2 separate regions of the Homo sapiens genome follow, and region 1 is linked to region 2. Evidence: read pairs that join two places in POLR2A ChIA-PET (ENCODE). Cell type or tissue: PC-9. All regions are shown on one strand.

What was found. Peaks named below come from ENCODE experiments on the same cell type or tissue, not always from the same donor. Only the 100,000 strongest peaks of a DNase experiment are listed, where the experiment ranks them.
Region 1: POLR2A ChIA-PET joins it to region 2 with 5 read pairs; 2 of 35 experiments call an interaction of 5 or more read pairs at or near these places.

Annotation. Positions count from the first base shown.
Region 1 is chr6:105,387,401-105,389,900 of GRCh38, reverse strand. The region is part of intron 2 of PREP (prolyl endopeptidase); the gene reads left to right. Among named protein-coding and RNA genes, the nearest start is that of PREP, 14 kb to the left of the region's middle. In PC-9, no CTCF peak of the experiment used is centred here; a DNase peak (open chromatin) is centred at 1,250; H3K4me3 peaks cover 1,090 bases; H3K27ac peaks cover 2,500 bases.
Region 2 is chr6:106,311,799-106,314,298 of GRCh38, reverse strand. All of the region lies in intron 2 of ATG5 (autophagy related 5), which reads left to right. Among named protein-coding and RNA genes, the nearest start is that of ATG5, 13 kb to the left of the region's middle. In PC-9, no CTCF peak of the experiment used is centred here; no DNase peak of the experiment used is centred here.

The sequences.
Region 1 (2,500 bases), 920 kb after region 2:
TGCTTGCTTTTGTTTTTGGTCTCTGGGGTTAACCTTAAAAGTGTGTAGCATGAGGAGTTTCTGTTCTTTCTGGTGTCAATTTCGGTGTCGGTCTAGCCTAGGACTGCCTGGATCATGTGCTTTCCCTAGCCCGGATCCAGAGGCAGCCTCTGGAAGAACTGGTGCTGAGCTAGGCAAGCAGGGACTGATCTGTCTGATTGCCTTTCCCCATCTGGCCACTACGTTTTCAGAGCCATTGGGGTGGAAGCTTGCTCCCAGGAAATTGCAGTACGTGAGGGGTTAGTTAAATGTCTCTAAGCCAAAAGCCAGCAGTTAAAGCTTACTGATGGAGCTGTTGATCCCCAGAAATTACAGGTATAAAAGGCTGGTTTTGGTGTACAGTGTTCTTTGAAAACTTTATAACAAACTGGGGATATCTGTGTGGATAATTCCTTCATTCTGTGAGTTGGCAGGCATTTCCGATGTTGCTTCTGTTGCAAGGCAGTGTGGAGGAATGAAGTATTTGCTGGATGGTACCAGAAGTCAGAAGATACAAATTGCAGTCTTTGGTCTTCTGTTTTCTTGTTCTATGACCGTAGCAAGCTACCTGATCTAGTATTCATTTTCTTCATCTATAAAGAGTTAAAGTAATATTCATTAATTTAGCTCCCAGTTATAACAACACCCAAGTGAGAAAATGTATGTAAAAATCCATATACAGCAAAGCTCCAGTCAAACGAAGATGGTGCTGCTTGGGCATTGCACCTTCCATGTATCAGGGTACATACTTTCTGACTCTAGTCTCCTAATTGCTTAGTCAGAATGTTTGACTTTAAAGACTCTTATCTGTTTTTATTTTTATCCACAAAACTAAGTCGATTTTCCTTTTGAATTCTAGATTTTTCATGAAAAGATACATTCTGAACATTGTTTTTTCATTGGAACTGTGACTTGTAAGTGTGGTTTTATTGTTCCCAAGTGTAGTGATGAAACTAGGCCAAAGATTACTTAAAGGCAGTAGCCTTAAAGTAGCGTCTTTTTAAATTGATACCTTGTGAACCCCACTGGCAGAGCTGGCCTGTGAGACACCTTCTACCCATTCATTCATGTCCCATATATGGGCCTGGATTGAGAATTACTGGTGTATGTATCCCTGCTGTAGTAGACGTGGGAAATGTGTTTAGTAACTATTTTACCACATATTATCTCAGTCTCTAAGACTTCTAAGGTCTTAAACGTGTTACTACCTTCTGTGGGAATGTTTAGCTTTATTACAGTTTGTAAACATACTTCTCAGAAATTCACAAGTGAAATATGTATTTAGGGAACACCTTCCTTCTGATCTCCGGATGGGATAATTGTCAAAAGTATGAGGAAGTTGCTGGTACTGGGCTACTCCTAATCACTACGTTCCCTTTTCTCCCCACCCCCACCCCCCAATCTCCTTTCTCTTGCTTTCTGTAATACGGTTTTTGATGCAAGCGGCAAAAACTGATTCTGGGCAAGTTAGGCAAATGGGGCATTTATGGCAAGGATATGAAGGCAGCTTGGAATGGACCAAGGGCCAGGCTCTGAGCAGGCAGGAATGTCACTTTTCACCCAGCATTGCTATGGCTTCACTGATCTCCAGTCATTCAGCCTGCCGTCTCTTTTTCAAGTGATGGTATCCCAACAGAAGGAGTCTTGATTGGCCAAGCTGTGGGTGTGTGCTCGCCCCTTGGCTGTATTGCAGCAGTTAAGAGAAGAGATTTGGTAGAAGCCCCAGGGACCCTCTTTGGCTTCTGTAGTGGCAGCACAGCTACCTGCTCCACTTAGAAGGGAGGGCGCTACGGAGGGAGCATGGATGCTGGCTACCCCAATGCCACATGCCTGCAGGTTTCATTCTCTCTCTTTTCTCCATATGTGCTTCATTTCCTCCTACTTCTTCACCTTTCCTCCTCTCTCCTTAGTTTATCTAGGTGCCCACTGTGCTGAGTATTGGGTTAAATAAGGGGGATGCGGTGTCATAAGTAAGACAGATGCCTATACCAGCATGGAATTTGCCTTGTAGCTTGGGAGGACCAGAGATTGAAGATGGGCATGCCACTTGATCTCTGAGCTGCTAGAGATTGGAGCAGAAAGGAGGCCAAGCCACATCTTGTAGCACAAGCTTGTCTAGCCTGCGGCCCACCGGCCACATGTGGCCCAGGATGGCTTTGAATGTGGCCCAACACAAATTCATAGACTCTGAAAACATTATGAGATTTTTTTTTGCGACTTTTTCTTTTTCTTTCTTTTTCTTTTTCTTTTTTTCTTTTTTTCTTTTTTTTTTTTTAGCTCATCAGCTATCATTAGTATTAGTGTATTTTATGTGTGGCCTGTGACAATTCTTCTTCCAGTGTGGCCCAGGGAAGCCAAAAGACTGGACACTGCTGTTGTAGAGGCGAAGACTCCAGCCCCATTGGTTCACTATCAGGGAAAGCTCCATTTTAGAAAAGCACACTGTAAATCATTGATGAATTGTTTCAAGTACTTGTATACA
Region 2 (2,500 bases):
AGGCATGAGCTACTCCACCCAGCCTGTTTACTTTTAAATCAAACTCTAATGTTTGACATACTTCCTAAAGTTAGAGAAATTTCATGTAAAGAATACAGTATTTTTTCTTTATAGACCTGTTTAAATTGGAAAAGACTTGTGAGCACTAGAGCGTAAGTTGTTTTCTAGTGTTTCTAATCAAATTGAAAATGGCAAGAGTGTTTACAGTAACTGTAGGAGAAAGAGGATTGTCTTGTCTTATAGGTAATTGGTTTTTTCTTGAATTCTTCCTAATTCTTCACCCAGAGAAACCTCTTATACAGTCATGATTTGTGTTTTTGAAGACTGTTGGGTGACTGGCATATAATAAACATAAAACAAAAAACTGGAATTTAAAACCATATGGCACAATCCAAATTTTGCTATTTAAATATGTACATGCTTAAGTGTAAGTTAATACGTACAAGGAAGAAAATATATAAAACATCAGTGATGGCTAGTCTTAGAATTACAGATGAGGATTTTAGTGCCAATATAGCTGTAGTTCAGATAATATGTCCCTTGCTGTCAATTAAGCTTGAACATATTTTTAATATTAATAGTACATATATTCCTCTTTTCTGCATTTTGATTTGTTGCCTCTGTGCATAATCTTTCCGCCTATATCCTATATGTTTATCACTGAGCATTATGTTTTATTTTTCAGAGAATATTGGTAAGGAAATTTGTAGAAACTAGATAACTTTTCAATTTGTATTTTTTCGTTTATGTTCATTTAAACTGTTGCTTTTCATTTAGATTATCCAGTATAAAAACACATATACTCATTTGGATTGCTATTTTGTGACTTGTTTCTAGAGGAAATCATGATTGGACCCATGGTCATCAATGTCATGGACCCTTAACATTAGGCAGCGATCCGTTTATGTATCCTTAGTCAGGTGTCTGCCCTATTCCACTATGACTATGTCTCTGAGCCCTGACCTCTTCCTTCACTCTGAACAGGTGACCTCACTTCCTCTTTCATGAAGAAAAGAGAAATGATATGATAGGTGTGATAGGACCTCCCTTAACTTTCTGTCACCAAATCTGCAAAACCTATCTGCATCCCACACATTTACTTCTCTTTCCCTCCTGTTATAATGGAAGAAGTATTCTTCCTTCTAGGCAAGGCCCAGCCCTCTATCTTCTGCCTTCTCAGGAAGCTGGTGGTATCTGATCTTCTCCCACCTCCACCTCTGCCTTCTCTGTTTATTTTACTTTCAACTTCTTATCTGCTGGCTCCTTCACAGTTTTTAGTGTTGTCATAAATCCTTCCTATCCTGAAACAACAACCTTCTGTTGACCCCATCTCTCAACTTTGGCTTTTCCTCCATGGCTAGACTTCTTAAAAAGGTTGCTTATAGTCATTCTCTGCCTTCCACCTCCTACCAGTTAGTTTTCTGTAATCACATTTTCATACTATTCCAAGAAAACTGTTCTTGCCAAAGTCACTAATGGTATTTTTTTAGCCAAGCTCAGAGTCTGTTTGTTAATTTTCATTTGCTTTATCTCAGCAGTGTTTGATGTTGTTGGTTGCTTCTCCCATCTTGTGGCATTGTCCTGTTAGCCCTGCAGTGCTCAGTATCCTTGGTTTTGCTTTTGCCTGTCTGGTTTTTATGTGTGTGTGTGTGTGTGTGTGTGTGTGTGTGTGTGTAGTCTTTTTTGCCAGATCTTTCTCCTTTGTTTATTCCTTAATATTGGTATTTCTTAGGGCTCTGCTTTCTTTTTTTTCACTTCACTTTTTACCCCCTGGAGTTCTTGTCCATTTTTATGTCTTTGTCAAGCATTTATATCTTGACAATTCCCAATATTTTTCTCCAGAGCTCCAAACCTATATATTTGTCTGCTGGAGATCCTCACTTAGATGTCTTATAGGAGCTCAAACTATGTATGTTAGAAACTGGACTCATCAGCTTTCCCCCCAAAAAAATCTGGTCCTCTGCATTATTTTATTCCCTTCCTGTTTTGGCAAGAAGAACTACTCTTACTTGAAACCTGGGACTCATCGTTTGGTGCTTCCTTCCTTCTCTCTTATCCCAGATAGTCGGTAACTTACTCCAGAGACCTCAGTGTCTCTCAGACTTATCTGATCCCTTTCATCCCCCACTGCTACAGCCTAGACCAGACTACTGCTTAAAAACTGATCAGGCCAGGCACAGTGGCTCACGCCTGTAATCCCAGCACTTTGGGAGGCCAAGGTGGGTGGATCACCTGAGGTCAGGAGTTTGAGACCAGCCTGGCCAACATGGTGAAACCCATCTCTACTAAAAATACAAAAAATTAGCCCGGTGTGGTGGTGGACACCTGTAATCCCAGCTACCTGGGAGACTGAGGCAGGAGAATCACTTGAACCTGGGAGGTAGACGTTGCAGTGAGCCGAGATCTTGCCTTTGTACTCCAGCCTGGGTGAGAAGAGTGAAACTCCATCTCAAAAAAAAAAAAAAAGAAGGAGATCAAATTGCACAGTAGTAACCAGTTT